2 separate regions of the Mus musculus genome follow, and region 2 is linked to region 1. Evidence: chromatin loops called from intact Hi-C (ENCODE). Cell type or tissue: left cerebral cortex. All regions are shown on one strand. Links, peaks and the distances in the headings refer to the core of each region. The heading gives the core; the rest is flanking DNA. Region 1 has its middle 91 kb from the start of Gm6639. Region 2 has its middle 150 kb from the start of Gm35255.

Evidence for each region. Peaks named below come from ENCODE experiments on the same cell type or tissue, not always from the same donor. Only the 100,000 strongest peaks of a DNase experiment are listed, where the experiment ranks them.
Region 2: it touches region 1 in a loop (2.7-fold over the local background); 6 of 42 quality-filtered maps call a loop at or near these places.

Annotation. Positions count from the first base shown.
Region 1 is chr3:35,570,576-35,578,910 of GRCm38, forward strand. No RefSeq gene overlaps it. Among named protein-coding and RNA genes, the nearest start is that of Gm6639, 91 kb to the right of the region's middle. In left cerebral cortex, for the core only: a CTCF peak has its summit at 4,094; a DNase peak (open chromatin) is centred at 4,068.
Region 2 is chr3:35,098,822-35,107,156 of GRCm38, forward strand. No RefSeq gene overlaps it. Among named protein-coding and RNA genes, the nearest start is that of Gm35255, 150 kb to the left of the region's middle. In left cerebral cortex, for the core only: a CTCF peak has its summit at 4,615 (motif pointing left); a DNase peak (open chromatin) is centred at 4,601; H3K27ac peaks cover 751 bases.

The sequences.
Region 1 (8,335 bases), core at 120-8,119:
GGGGGTACTGATTAGTTCATATTGTTGTTCCACCTATAGGGTTGCAGACCCCTTCGGCTCCTTGGAACACAAGACTCCCAATGGAGGAGCTAGAGCAAAGATCTTCTAAGGAGCCACCTCCAAGCCAAAAACAGAAGCCACGAAAGAAACCAAACACCTTGACCTAGGATTTCCAGCCTTGAAAACTGTGAAAAACAATTTCTGTCACCTAGATTCTGGGATTTCACCAACTCTGGGAATCTATCCCAGTGGACAGTCTCAGAAGGAGGTAGAAAATCCTTGATTCACAGTGATTTGAGTTAGGGTCTTCTGACTTGTCATTGGTGTGAAACCACACCCACATAAGCACCCTGCTTTCCATGCTCAGTGCAGTACTCAACACGCACAAAAGATGCTCAGATCCTCATCATGCGGGCTATGCATTCAGTGTTTCCAACCAGCAGACAATGTAGGGTTTCTGAGCACACTGATGCGTGTTCAGCTCAGACAGTACAGTACATTCATTCTCCAGTCACAATATTTTCAATATATGGTGGCTTTATTCCCACCGTAAGTCAAGGTGACATCCAAAATTGCACCTATTTCCATCCCAAGGCCCCAACACTGTCATTTTCATCAGGAAGGACACAGAAGCTTGATGGTTTTGTGAGGATGGAGTAGGCACAGAAACCGTTTAGAAGTGAAGATGCTTTCTCTCCTCATGTCGAAGTTGTTAGGACCTGGGTAAAATATTAAGGTCTAGATGGAATGTGAAGGCCTAGGTAAATTACCTGGCTAGCCTGCCATTATAAGGAAAATTTTTCATATGTTTCTGCTGTTACTAGGAAACTTTCTAATGCCAAGATTGATTACATACTCTGTTACGTTCTGTGCCCTTGGAAACCAATCACGATGGAAGTCAGTAGAATTGCTTTATATAGTTACCCACAATAAGCTTGGACCTGAACCAGCCACCCAGCAGCACTTCCTGTACCTGTGTATAAGCTTTTATGGTATTTGCCTTTATAAACTAACTGCCTCTGGAATGGAACCCAACATAAGAAGCTATTTGGAATAAGACTTCCATTTTGAGTAGGGGTTTGAGTAAAGTTTAAGTTCCCGAGGCCTCCCTGAGAACTGGCATCCTAACTTGGCAGAAAGAGATGTGTACATGGGCAACTGACATCCGGGTTGGCAAGTTAAGACATGAATTTTAGACAAGTCCCATCCTGGTAGGCAAGTTACAACATGGATATTAATTAGACAAGGCAAGTCCCTGCCACAGATGAATACCCCAACCAATGGGAGCAGGATAAGTGTAAAACAAAGATATGTTTCTAAGGAAATCACCCATCCCTAAATCCTGATTGGTGGAATAACTTGGCACAGATGTTTGTGGACTGGGGGGCTTAAAAACCCTGTAGGATCTTAACTGGGCGTGGGGGCATGGTTCAGTTCCTAAATGTGGACCAGAGCCCTGGAAGACCAGTGCTGGGGAATATGCTTGATAAACTATCCCTGTCTGACTGAGATTGGTGTTCATGTGGTTTGTGTGGTAATTCCTGGACCCAAACAGAATTGTAACAAAGTAAAGATGAAGTTGTCTGAAGAGATAAGGGACAGACAGTTTCCTCACATGACAACTTAGAACTTGTCACAGTGAGCTGCCTTTCCATCCCATGTCCCCCGAAACATTTTTTTTTTTTTGGTTTTTCGAGACAGGGTTTCTCTGTATAGCCCTGGCTGTCCTGGAACTCACTCTGTAGACCAGGCTGGCCTCAAACTCAGAAATCCGCCTGCCTCTGCCTCCCGAGTGCTGGGATTAAAGGCGTGCGCCAGCACACCTGGCTTCCTCGAAAGAATTCTAAATCCAGGGGAAAGTCTGGTAGGTAGGAGAAGCAGACTGCATTTTTTAATGCATTTATAGTACTGGTCCTAATTAGTTAGTGGGGTAAAGATTATCATAAAAATACAGCCTTAGTCATATATTTGTATTTTGGAGAGGAGATGGTTTGCCATATGTACCAAGCAGAAGATTAAGTACTTACAAAAAACAAATTACAAACCCATACGAGACAACTGTCACAATGATACTGAACAGATAACATGAAGAGGCAATTCACAAAACAGAAAGTGGAAATGCCTTCCTGTCACTTTTGTTGAATTAATTCAATCACTATTGCATGAGCTCCTGGTGAGTGCTCAGAGACATGCTCCATGATACAACACCAAACTAGCAAGCCTAAGCTACAGAGACCTCAAGATGTACATGGTGGAAGAGATGCCTCAGACACAGGCAGGCAGATGCCCACACAAGCAAGTCCATATGCTATTACTATGGAAATCAGAAGCCACCCTCCTGTTCCACAGTTGGCCACATGTTAAATAAATTGAGGCAGACACTGAATTTTTTTTCTAGAACTGTTCAAAGTCATTAAACAATTCTCACAGCAAAGTCTTGGTGGAGAAAATACAATGTAAACATGGCGGCAGCAATACTATGACACTGTTGTGTGGGTGGGTGTGAGTTCTAAACTTTCTAGAGTAAAAGCAGTTGTCTTGTAGCTTAACTGCCAAATAACCCATTCACATATGCACCTTTCTTTTGGTTTGGATTTGTTTTTAAAATTGCAAATCACCTTTTAAATATTAATTTATTAAATTATTTTATAACATTGCAAAAGGTGCCCCCTTTCCTGGTCCCTCCTCCTGAGTTCTTAACCCTACGCCACCCTGCCTCTGAGAGGGTACTCTCCCACCCACCCACCCACCTACCCACCCCTGCCTCACTCCCGCCAGCATCCCTCTTCCCTGGGGCATCAAGTTTGCACGGGATTAAGCGCATCCATTGAGGCCATACAGGACAGTCCTCTGTGACACATGTGCCCGGGCCACAAACCAGCCCATGAACACTCCTTGGCTTTGATTTTTGAGATAGGGTCTCACTATTTGCTCCAGTTATCCTGAACTCAGTATGCAGATAAGGCTGGCAAGAACTTCTCCTGCCTCTGCCTCTGGAATGCTGGGATAAAGGTGTGGAACACCATGCCCTGCTTAACTATTCTCCCTCTCTCTCTCTCTCTCCTCTCTCCTCCCTCTCTCTCTCTCTCCTCTCTCCTCTCTCTCTCTCTCTCTCTCTCTCTCTCTCTCTCTGTGTGTGTTTGTGTGTGTGTGTGTGTTTGTGTGTGTGTGTGTCTTCCCCTCTTTGTGTGTGTGTGTGTGTGTGTGTCTCAGGTTGGCAAAATGATATAATATTCTACATTAATGAAATGGTACAGCTATGCCCTTTTGACCCAGAATGGCCATACATGCCCTGTGATCTCAGCAGCAGAGAGGCTGAGACTGGTGGGCTACAGTTGAGGCCTGCCTGGACAATTAGCCCTTCCCTTGTGGGAGCACTCCACTCTGTGGGCTCCTTGCCCCTATTAGGTTCTGTCCTCTCTGCCCTCCAGTCTATTGGCCAAGTTGTGCATTTGAGTCTTCCAAGACCTTCTGTCCTGAACTAGAGATCGAGGTTAGAGGCCACTGACATATTTGAACCCATCACACCTGACACAGACTCCCAGCTTACTCGGCCGCTGACTTGGGCCATGCAAACTGTGTGTGTGTGTGTTGTGAGATTTCCATCCTAAAACATGGATGACGATTCTGAAACATGCTGAGACATATTACCTACAACACTGTTTGCACAAGATGTAATTTCAATTCTATACTACCCACTCAGGTGAGGATGCGAAATTTTAAGGTGTGCTGACTATAATCTTCCGATAAAGCATATTGTAACTTTAAAGGAAAATTATTGTCTCCAAAACGAATCTGTCTTTTGTATAGAGGAGACACAAACATTGTAGGTGAAACTTGTTTTCAAATGTAACACGGTTTCTATTACACTTGTAAACGTGCAGTAATTGAGAAGAGGCTGCTAGCACCGTAGGCACTGATACTAAAATGGTTTTGCCTGGTTCGCACAGTGCCCTGCTAATGTGCTTTTAATTGCTCTTCAAAATCCCTGCTAGGAGTAGAGAAACATAACTCTCCCCAGAGTAAGCAGCCGCTGAAGCAGCAGCGTGGGATTTTCGGTGATGGGCTTGGAGCGCCTCCCTGTGGAACGACTGGAGTACTGCAGTCCCAGACTGCCTTGGCTGGTCTTAGGAACCTTCTAGCTCCTTTTGCAGCCTTACAGTCAATTACCTGTTATGCTTCTTTTTCACATGTGCGTTTAATCTCCTTTGTATCAGAGACATTTTTTCAATTTTTTATTAGATATTTTCTTCATTTACATTTCAAATGCTATCCCAAAAATCCCCTATATCCTCCCCCTGCCCTGCTCCCCTACCCACCCACTCCCACTTCTTGGCCCTGGCATTCCCCTGTACTGGGGCATATAAAGTTTGCAAGACCAAGGGGCCTCTCCTCCCAATGATGGCCAACTTGGCCATCTTCTGCTACATATGCAGCTAGAGACACAAGCTCTGGGGGTACTGCTTAGTTCATATTGTTGTTCCACCTATAGGGCTGCAGACCTCTTCAACTCCTTGGGTACTTTCTCTAGCTCCTCCATTGGGGGCCCTGTGATCCATCCTCTAGATGACTGTGAGCATCCACTTCTGTATTTGCCAGGCACTGGCATAGCCTCACAAGAGACAGCTATTTCAGGGTCCTTTCAACGTATCCGAGACATTTTAAGCATTTGTTGAAAACAACAAATTATATATTTTGCAGTTCTGTCTTCCCCCAAACTTCCCAAGTTGTGCTAAAATACAATGTTTTTCAGCCAGCTGCATTGGTGTGCACCTTTAATCCCAGTTCTGTGCTCAGAAGGCAGAGGCAGGAGGATCACTGTCAGTTCAGGGTCAGCCTGGTCTACATAGCAAGGTCCAGGACAGTCAGACTTACAGAGATCCTGTCTTGAAAACAACAAACAACAAGTATTTCCTTGCAAAAACCTCTGAGTTTCTCTACTGTGACAGTTGGGAGCACAATATGGAAAGGAGTGGGGAGCACCACAGCTGTTTGTGCCTTAACTGTTGCCTTCTGAAGCACCTCCCTGCAGCTGGCAGGTACTGCTGCCATGGATACTGAGACCTTTGGCTCTGAAGAATTGAAGGTACAATACAGAAAGCAGAGGGGCTGGAGAGGGGGGGGGGCTCAGTGCCCGAGAACACTGGTTGCTCTTGCAGAGAAATGTGTCCTGTCCTAAGCACTGACATCCAGTGAATCACAACCTCCCTAACTCCAGTTCCAGAAGAATGAGACACCCTCATGTGGCCACTGCAGGTACCTGTATGCCACGTGGGGACTGCAAGCACACACACACACACACACACACACACACACACACACACACACACTCAATCAATCAATGTTTAGATTAAGATAAAGAAGAAAATGAAGTGCAGAGGTAAACTACTGTCCCTCTGGAGATGGACCTATATTATCAACCTATTGGGGATTGGTTTTCTCTGACTTTAACTTACTCTAGTTGTGATGGCTAATCTTGGGTGTCAACTAGACACACCTTGTTGGGGGCGGGGGGACTTCTCAGCTACAGAATTGTCTTCATCAGATGAGCCTGTGGGCCTGTCTATAGGGAAATTTCTTGATTGCTGACTAGCATAGGAGGACCAAGCCCATGATGAGTGATGTCATCCCTCAGCAGGTGTCCCTGAGCTGTATAGGAAAAGTAGCTGAATGTAACTCTTAGAGCAAGCCAAAAAGGCAACTTTCTTTCCTGTGTTGGTTCTTGTTTCCAGCTACTGTCTTGAGTTCCTGCCTTGACTTCCCTCCATGTTGGACTATAAACTTAGTTAAAGCCCTTTCTCCTCAAGTTGTCTTCAGTCACAGTATTTATCACAGCTTATCACAGAATACCAGTTTTTGTCTGAATCTCAGAATATGGGCTGGCTTGGATGGCTCAGGTAGGGACTACTCACCTCCCAGACAAGAAGACCCGGGTTCGGTTCCCCAACATAAACTAGATATGGTGGTGCACACTTACAATCCTATCATTGAAAGAATAGAGGCAGGAAAATAAAGCAAGCATTCTGTAGACAGAATGGCAGGCCTCACTGACGAAGCACCTCTGCATAAACGTCGGGGGGCTGCACAGCTGTGGAGGCAACTTCTACATGAGGACCAAACAGAAGACTGCCTGAGAGCCTAAAGATCAGTGACACAGACGACGACAACCAATCAGGAACTGCCACTTAGAAGACACGCTAGCCTGAGACCAATGGAACAAGGGTAGAGTGTATAAAGGGCTCTCCCTGAGACTTAATAAACGAGCTTCGCAGAGTTCTCACGAGCTTGCTGCAGCCTTCTCACCTGCTCTGAGTAGAGTCTGAGCAGTTGATTCCGGTAAAGCAACAGCATTCAAGGTCATCCTCAGCCACATAGTGAGTTTGAGGCCAGCTTGAGTGACATGACAGCCTATCTCAAAACAAAACAACTCAACACAAAACAAACAAACAAACAAGAAAAAAAATCAAAAGAGATCCACAGTAGCGAAAAGCTTTCCCTGTGTGATGAGTGCTGTTGCTGAGTCTTGTTTGGGGATAGTCCGGCCCCTCTTACATCTGTTTACCTTGTTTTGATTTGATCCCCGCGCTTCCACCTGCTCTCTCTGATGATGCCGAAGCCCATAAAAGATCAGCTGAAGCTGTTCAGAAGAAGCAAAGACAGGTGCTGGAGAGGTGGCTCAGCCGTTAAGAGCACCAACTGCTCTTCCAGAGATCCTGAGTTCAATTCCCAGCAACTACATGATGGCTCACAACCATCCGTAATGGGGTCCTCTTGTGTTATGTCTGAAGAGGTGTACTCATAGACATAAGATAATAAATAAATCTTTTTAAAAAAATGTTAAAAAGGGGGGGGGACCGAGTAGTGGTGGCCCACACCTTTAATCCTAGCACTTGGGAGGCAGAGGCAGGCAGATTTCTGGGTTCGAGGCCAACCTGGTCTACAGAGTAAGTTCCAGGACACCCAGCGCTACACAGAGAAATGCTGTCTCTAAATAAATAAATAAATAAAAAGTAAGGACAGTCCTAAATCACCATGGGGGTCAATGCGCCACCCCAGCATTTGATGATCAGCACAGCCACCTGCTGCAGCTCTCAGAAACGGGGCAGTCATTCGATCTTGTGCACTTGACACCAAGACTCTGCAGGCTTCAGTCTAACTCTTAGGGGATTCAGGCATCTACCTGAGACATTTCGTACTAGCAGACCCTCAGAAATGAGAACAGAGCTGGCATTGGGTACCCCAAGATCTTGAACGGGTGTGCTCCGACTTCACATGGCCGACATTTGCCTAGAGACATATACATCAGATGAATCATGTTAGACTAGTGAAGAAGTTGTCTAAACAACAAAACCTTGCAGCGGATCTCCTATACATTAAACCCAACTTCAAACATAAGTAATGCCTCGCTTTGTAAATATAGACTTAGGGCTCTTGAAAAGGAAAGTAAAATGTTACCTAGAACTTTGTGTTATAATCAAATAGGAGATCTTATCATTAGAATATCGTGACCATGAGTGATTGAACCCAGATCTGCCTTAGAGATGGTAATAGAGATGGTAATAGAGACTAATAGCTTAAAACTAAGCCCAGGCTTTAAGTAGTGGTTGATCTAGAGGACCCCATAGTGCCACCAACTGTGACCTTCTTCCTGGCTTTCCGCCTATCTTCCTAGGGATTCGTTTCACCTTTGGATTATGCTGTAGAAGCTGAGTCATTATTCTCTAAGAAGGAATCACGTGTGAATGCCCAGTCATTTGCCTATTATTTTTTCTAAAATTAAAACAATCTACAGAGTAAACAGTGTTTAAGAAGCAAAACTTTGTTTGAGCCTGTTAAGTAAGGTCCATGGGGAAGATTCCTTTTTGCTGTGGTACAGAGATATGTCGGCCCTGCCATTCAAGGGAGCTGTGGGGGAACATCTCCCAAGCCATACAGTGCACTAAATTCTGTGTTGGGAGAAAATTGTCCAGCATGTGGCCTTCTTTGTCGATTGCATCCTTAGGGAAGTAAATGAGACCCAGAGAGTGGAAGGGATTTAAAAGACACTTCAACTGTGAATGGGGATCAAGGCTCTTTAGGCCCAAGTTTGTTTATTTGTCAAGAAAAACCAGCCGCAAATCAAAGTCTCGCCAGACTTTCCCTCCTCCAGCCCAGCCACATCCGCAGGTGCAGTTAAGGAGAGCAAGTTCACAGAGCTCTGATACCCTCAGCATCCAATCGGCTCAGCCTGGTCCACTGGGAATCGAGGAACTCTGATGGCAAAGGACACTGTGTATTTCACTGGTCTTTCACACTCAGGACTTCGAGAAGATGGTTGTTTAGAGAGAGACTGTGG
Region 2 (8,335 bases), core at 19-8,018, 470 kb before region 1:
CACCCAGACCTGTAGACTAGGACCTCAGGAAGTGTCTGGAGTTTCAGTTTTTGTTTATTGGTAGATTTTGTTTGTTTTTTGTTTCTATGGTTTTTTTTTTTTGATGGAGAGTTTCAAAACAAATATCTCTCCTAGGAATTTTAATAAATATTTACTCAGTGGCTACTATGTATCTGTCTGCTACTCTAGTGGACAAAAGATGTTGCCTATTTGTCTCCCCATGATTAGTGATGTATGTGATGACTAAGGAATTCCCAGAACTTTTTTGGACACTTCAGAAGTCTGACAAACAGCAGTGTACACCTGTAACTTCCATCGGGTTGTGTTTCTTCAGCACGTAGAACTCCCCCACAGTTATGTCGTATAAATAACCTCTAAGTCCAGCTTGTTTACAAATTTGTTTTCTCAATCTCGAGAAATTTCCAATCTCAGCTATAAATGAGGTTGTTTAACTAGTCTCTGAATTAATTACCAGCTCCTAAATGCTACGGACTTCTAAGTGTTATGGATACAAGAATCAACAAAAATTCCTGGGGAAGGCTCCTCCCAGGGCAGGGGTGAGGGTGGCCCAGAGACATCACTGGTTGGATGAGTGTGGCTCTGCCCCTTTGTTGATGGAGAAGCTGCTTCTGAGCTGAACTGTCCAGGATCTGCCAACATACCCACACTGGGCAGAGGATAATGACACAGAAGGCGAAACTCAGCCACTCAGTAGGACCCTCTGAGGCTGCCTCTGTGTTAGCTCTCTCTAGAGCCTCACAGATAAAGGCTGTTATTTTATTTAGTGTTAAGGGTCTGCTTTTCTTTCTGAGTAAACCGGTTAACTTGTTTCCCTTTCTTTGTTTCTTTCAATCTGTCCCTTCTATGCCTGTTCCTCTCTTCTTTCCTTTCCCCTTCTTCCTTCCATCTTTTCTTTTTCCTACCTATGCATTTGTTTCCTCCCTCTTCCAAACCCCCTTCCTCCTCTCTTTCCTCTGTCCCTTCTTCCTTACCTACCTCTCTTCCTTTTTTCCTTTCTCCTTTCCTTCTCCCTCCTCCCCTCCTTGTGCTTTCTTTATTTATTTGATTTATTTATTTACTTATAACTTCCATATTCCACTAGTACCATTAAGGGAACATGGGCCTCGCTCTGCGCTCTATCCCCATCCCACTGATGGGAAGGAGTGAGTCAGAACAAGACTCCTGCGCTGGATGGTGATGGGCGGCTATTATCACGCTTGTTATGATGTTGTCAGGCTAGATTCACACAATATGTCCATTCAGAGAGCCACTCTCCCCCCTCCCCCTTTAAAGCTTTGTTTTAAAAAGACACCTTCCTGTCATTGGCACTTAGAAGTGAATAAAGTGAAATTGATGCCTGGCGGGAGAAGGCAAAATCCTTCTTTGCTGAGTGTTGGGAGCGCATGACATCTTTGCTGTCACTGGCTGTGGCGTGAAACACATACCAAATATGTCTTGACATAACTTTGACAGAAATGTATGTCTTCTTTTCTCTCATTTATTTTTGTGATAAGAATATGTGATTTTGCTGCCAAGGAAGCTTGTAACGTTGCAGAGAAATGGAAATGGAATTGTGTTGGATATGTCCAATTTCCCCGACCACTCAGGCAGCCTGGGAAATTTAACAACAGGCCTCAGCCAGCAAGACCTGGGTTCTGACATTTGTCAAAACAACTTTCCTCAACACATCAAAATGTTCCTTACTCGTGTGTGTGTCATTCAGATGCGTCGGGTGACTGTGGTTTAGACAACGGTGACGGTTAGAAAATCACCGTCCTCCGCATGTGAATGCTACAGAGAGAAGAGCCCTCTTTGCTGGCCAGGAGTGGGCCCGTTCCCTTTGAGGCGCTTCAGTCTGAAAAAAAAAGTATGCAAGAATCTAATGCTAATAACAGTGTTTCCCATTTGATTTTCTGTTTTGTTTTGATTTTCCTCTCTGACAAAAGTTAACGGCAGCGTTTAGTTCATTTCAAAGGCTTCGGTAGATAGCCAACGCATGCTGTTGTGTGTCGCCGGACTCTCCCCTTGTGATTATCTGACTTGGAATTTCGGATACGTTGGTAAGACTGGCTCTTCAGTAACGTCCTGTTTGTATTTTTTTTCCTCAGTGTCTGTAGAGCAACAGGAGGCAGGTGGAGTGTGTCCCCTACTTCTGTCTTTTGGGGACTCTTTCAAGGAGCTATGCAGTATTTCTAGAAACATAGAGACAATGTCTACAACACATGGTACATGAAGCGTGTCTCTCTTACCTAGGGCAGACAGAGCAAAGCCTTGTAGCAGTGCGGTCATCTCTCCTACTTAAGTAATGTCAGCCCTGATGCCAGGTCTAGCATCACTGGACAATAAAGGAGAAAAGAAATAGATGTCAAAGCTTTTCGTATGCCTTCTTTTCCTCACGTAGGGGCCCATTCCCTGGTGAGATAGTTAGCTGTGCTTCTTTCCAGAGAAAGTATTTCCTATCAAGAACCATCACTTAAGCTTTCAAACTAACAAGTCCCTTACATGGCATTTATCCCCTTATCCTTCACCTCGCAAATACGATGTGATGTGGCCTGTCCTGAAGTCCAGCCCGAGTTGAGATAACTATTGGCAGGAATAGAAACATGGGAGATTTGACAGGGACAGTGTGGGGTGAAGTCCTGGGACCTCACTGGCTGGAATGAAAATCGTGCACGTCAGGGACACGCCCTGCCCTGCCTTAAGGAGCAGCCTCCTCTGCTTGTGCAGAGTTAAATCCAACACATGGTTGAGAGCAAGCGGGACCTGTCCACTGCAGGGCAGCTTTGGCTACAGACCACACTCCCGAGGAAAACACTCTCACTTAGTTGTATGAAATGACAGAATTGATTAGAAATTTTTCTAAAGGGAACACTTCCTAAATTTGCCAGTTATACTGCAAATGATTGTTTAACACTTTTAAGAATTAAAAATTCCTACCTGCCTACCTAATACTCACACTGTTCCAAAAGTAGAGGTACTTCCTGCAAGGGTGGGGGGGGGTGGTGGTGGTGGTGGTGGTGGTGGTGGCTCATCTCATTTCATGCCTTGTGAGAGCCACTTTACATTCCAACTTTGGCCTTTTGTTTAGTTTGCTTGGTTTCTGAATCATTCCTTACATTAGGAAAAGGCACAGACAGCAGAGCTGCCTGGTCCAGTTGGTTTCTGTCACTGTCTGGACTCTCTCTGGTTGCTGGTTGGTCAGTCACCATCTGTTTAAGGCTCAGTTTAGTTTTTGGGTTTGGTGATTGGTAGGGAGGGTGCTTCGATAACTGCTGTAGTAGGAGGTGTTCCCTGCTTCCATGGCCACTCCAGGCTTGGTAACAGATATATTGTCCTTCTGGGGCCCTCAGAAAAGAATGAATAATTAGCTGTTGTCATGCGTTTTTGGAGAAGTTCTCAACTACTTGAGAGGCATTGCCTCTCGATCAGACAATACAAACTGCCAGGCCACACGAGTTGGTTTTTCACCCTTGCGGAAGAAACCTGAAGTTCTGCTCAGACTACCCACTGGTGTTTGCCAAGCCCAAGGCAGAGGGACGGATTCCACGTCCTCTATGGACCACAATGCCGGGGAGCCGTATCTGCCTGAGAAGCGCCCGAAACCACGGCTAAAGTGTCCAGAGCTCTGTAAGGCTGGGATGCCTTTTTACAGCCCCTTCTGCTCATGTGATGAACCAATGTAATTTTAAAGAAAAATTTAATCCATATGTTTTTCATTAATCTGTACTAAACTCATCAAAATGGTGTTTTGTAAGAGTGATTTGGTGCCCCAGAAGTCTTCTGAGGCTTCTGTAACAGGCCTTCATAATGCCGGTTCTCTTTGAAGCAGGAATTGTGTTTTGCCAACAGCAAAGAAATTCAAACCCCCAAAGGGTTTGGATCAGTTTGAAACTCCAGGCCAGAGGACTCTGTGGGGTTCTACACTTGGCAAACTGTGCTCTCTCCCTTCTGACTTTGAAATACCTTATTTCCTTCCCACAAGAAATGTTCTATTTATTGTTTGCCTAAATCGTGTGTTCAAAACGATCGTCAGGCTTCTTAATGTATGAAACTTATACACGAATTGAAAAGCAGGCTTCGGGACTAATTCCTTCTCAGGCTCTGTCATTGGGTTGTCCTTGGGGAATTTTCTTTAATTAGTCTGTTTCCTGACTCTGCATTTTCTTGCGACTTGGGCTGACCAAAAGATTTACCACAGAGGGTGAAGAAGCTGGTACCACCCAGAGACCAATGCAGAGCAACCACAGGTTTCGCCCCAGGGTGGCCCAGCAGAGACATATTTTTTGATATCCTATGTTAATGTACTCTTATACTGATGTTGACAACCAAAAATTCAATGCAGATTTCACATAACTCCGTGGCCTGTGCCAGGAGCAATGTAATTCACAATTGTCTGTGTTTGCTAATTTTGTGGTGGTGTTAGTTTGTGCTCCAGTGTTTAAGGGAGGCATGCGTAAGCTCACTGGGGCTTTTTTATACAATGTGTGTGAGAGAGAGAGAGAAGAAGAGAAAGAGTTGAAAATGCAAACAAGACAGTGTATGCCCGCAAGTTAAGCATGAGACAGTTGTGGTCCTTTGTCCTTCCTGCCTCTGGGCTGTGAAGTGGGAGCGCCCCCTGGTGAAACTTTAAAATCACTGAAGATTCAGGATGCGTGACATCCAGATTTCTTCCTAACGTCTATGGGTTTTTTGTTTGTTGCTTTTTTGTTGGTTTTTGTTGTTGTTGTTGTTGTTTTGTTTTATTTTGTGTGAAAAATTAACAATTTGATTAAGTTTAGAATGAAACGTTAAAAAAATTTAAAAATCATTAAGTAAAACGATCTCTTTAGGTAACAGAAATGAATATTTGTTGTCTATACCAAAGTGTGTCTGTTTGTTTGCCACTTTTCCACATCATCCACAGCTGCCATTTCCGGCTCCATCTCTGAGGTCACCCTAAGACTATGGTCGTATGAATGAAACCCATCTAAAAACGTGATTACCTCCCTCTCAACAACACAAACAGCAAAGAAATGTGAGGTAAAGCGACAGTAAGGGCAAAAGCAAGAACTGTCACAGAACAGTCCTCGTGACACCCCACGAACCTCTGCAGAGTGTCTGTGGTGTAAAATCTCACGCATGCTGCAGAAATTACATACTGGGCCCTCTGCAGCTCTCGGCCTGGTGTGAGCCAGGGCATGCCATGGCTTCAACCTCTCAGAGATAGGGGTTGTCATCTGAATCATGGGGTGGGGTGGGGTCAAGGGGCACCTGTTCCCCTTCACAGTTCCAGAGAAGCCTGGGAAAACCTCCTTAGGATGGCCTGTTGCATCTCTGCAACCTCTGTGAAGGGATTTTTCTAATTTCCTGTTTGTGGGGGCCCGGTGTGTGTGTGTGTGTGTGTGTGTGTGTGTGTGTGTAAAAGCAAGTGCTGTTTCAAGATGAAGAAGGAAAGGAGGCCCTTCTTCAGTGCTCGGGGTAAAGGAGTATTGACCAGTAGCAGCTTTTCTTTTCCCATTGCAAAGGGCCACAGTGGAACATGTAGCTCCTGGGATGGGTACATGAAGAGAGGAAGCAGCTCTCCTTGCACAAAGCTCCACACAGCTCAGCCCAGAACTAACCCTCAGGCTGTCCCCTTTGCAGATAGTGTGTCACCCACTTGAACTCCCCCTCAGGCTGTCCCCCCTTGCAGATAGTGTGTCGCCCATTTTTGGTACCAGTTACCCTAACCAGGCCCAAGCCTCTATTGTCCTTTTAATGTTGAAGAAATTATGTTCGTTTTTCCACCAGCGATAAACCCTTCATTTGGACAAATGATCTGGTCTTGTCTTTTAGTAGCGGATAATGTCATCTTAGATGCCTGCCGTTAAAATTCTTTCACTTTTTCTGCATAAAGCCGGCTTTTTGTAGGACATAGCTAAATATTAGTTATCCTCATTTTGAAGTGTACTTAACAAACTTATTCTAAAAATCAACTCATGTAGGTACTTTAAACGTAAGTATTTCAAATCTGGAGATTTTCACACTTTTATATTAAAACAAGAAAAATAAAACCCCCCAAACAAAACACCACAGGTACCTCCTGCATACTTGGTGCCTGCGTTTCCCCCATTCATCTTGTGAGTGTCCAACTTCTTTCTTTTGTTCAGAGTGAGAGACGGTCCCTCCTGTCCTCACTCTGAGGTACTTCACATGGTCCGACATGCGTAATCAATCTTGTACTTAAACCTTTGTGAGGAAGCGGAGCAGATGGATAATGGGAACGAGGTTGCCATTTGGGCTCTGGTGGATTCATGAGCTGCCTCCACAGCCACAGCTCTGCGGACAAAGGTGGGGGGACATAAAATTCATTTCAGAGGCTCTCCCGGTTCCCTGTCTGCTCTTTAAGCATCGGCCGCCCCCCACTTGATGCAAACAGTTGGCATGGGGGGGTGGGGACGGAAGGGGATTTACCTCTTCCTCAGAATGAAATTACACATGGCTTCAACTGCCCAGGGAGTTGCCCAAATTAAGGGACCAGTTCCAGTGGAGTGACTAGGGCCTCCATGCCATGAAATTGCTCCTGCCTAAGCCTAGAGTTCGCTTTGTCTAAACTACATGCTGGCGTATTAGTGGAACACTACGACTCTTCGATGGAAACTTGGGTCCTTTCTGTACTAGAACCTTCCCTGACCTTTGTTGAACACCACAAAGAAACCAAATGCCAACCTCTGTTTGTCTCAAATTTTCCCCTATTAATGCTTGGTCCAAGTCTACGTTTCCAGCCAGCCTTTCATTTAAAAACACAATCTCATTCAAAACCTGCCTGGTAACTTTATCACTGAGGTAACTGTTACCTATGATGCAGGCTGACCTGGGTCCTTGTACCAGTTGACATCATCCTTTGGACGGGTTACAGAGCCTTTTGAGGGAGTTGTTAGAAGCAGGTTCACCCTGCAATGCAGAACCGGTTGCAGAAGAAAATTAGTGCATTTATCTGTCAGCATTAGACTAGATTTTCAATGCAGTTCACTAGTCACAGGGTCTGGTTTTCTTTTCCTCTGGGAGATGAAACCGATACGCCGGTGGGTAGTAGAGGTGCCAGTTATAAATTGGACCGTCGGAGCATGCACACACGAAAAGTAGAAGAAAAGACTTTAAGGCCATAAATTTAGTTCAAGGCAAAGAATTTCCCTAAAAATAGTCTCGCTTGTTAAAACACTGTGGGAAAGATGTGTGTCAGGTAACTGCTAGCGATGTCAGAGCCACTTCACAATTCTTTCATGAGAACCGGTGTTTGCAGCTCTCTCTCCGATGCCATGTTCATTTTAACTGCTTCAGGGCCAAAAGAAAGTAGGATGCTAACTCTGATGGTAAAGAAATTAATCACACACGCACGCACAGGCACGCGCTCATTGGTCCCGTCCCTCTTCACTGGTTTTATCTGTTACAGTGTTGCTGCATATCTTAGGGAGAAGCAGCTGGGCCAGTTTGGTTTCTTCCTTCTTTATCTTCTGCTCCCAGCTGCAGCTCACCAAGACTCCACTCAACAGGACTCCAGATCAACTCCCAACCTGGCTAGACGCGGTCAGCAGGACTGTTCTAAACACTATGTTTCTTATCTCACCAAGAGGTGCAAGGGGAAAGCCTTGGTCCCCCACCCCCCAGTGTTAATGATCCAGTATATAGGGTGACATAGGAATTCTCAAAGTGACTTCCGCAGTTTCTATTAGTAGGGTGCACGTGCCTCTTGGTATGATAAATCCTGAATCTCTTGACCCGAGAGCTAATAGGATCGGAGACAGTGTGCAATGGTCTGTCATAGAATAATAGCCAGAGAACAGCAAGAATATAGTGAGAACACCAGCAGCATATTCTTGGAAGTAGGAAGAAAGGAACCGAAGATAAACCATGAAGACAGCAGCTTGACTATTGTCAGCTGGGTCTTTATGGTGCCTACTATATGCCTACCTGAATATTGGATATTATTTTAGTTGGTTTGGTTTGGTTTATGGTTTTGTGTATGAGAAAGTGAGGAGGGAGAAGAAGGGAGGGAGAGGGGAGGAGAAGCTTATTTTAGTTTACAACTCCATCACTGCAAAAAGGTCAAAGCAGGATCTCCAAGCATCTAGAGGCATCCACAGTATTGGGCACAGAATTGAGCCCAATTCCCTCTCTACACATCGGCGGCCCAGAACTAAACCTAGGGTGGACCTTTCCATCCCCAGTGTAACCATGACACCTCCCACAGACAGGTCCACAGGTCCACCTAATCCAGACAATCCCTCACTAAATCTATCTTCAGAGATGATTCTAGTTGTTTCCAGTTGGCAATTACAATCAACCTAACCATCACTGTGCCTTTGGAGAGGAGAGA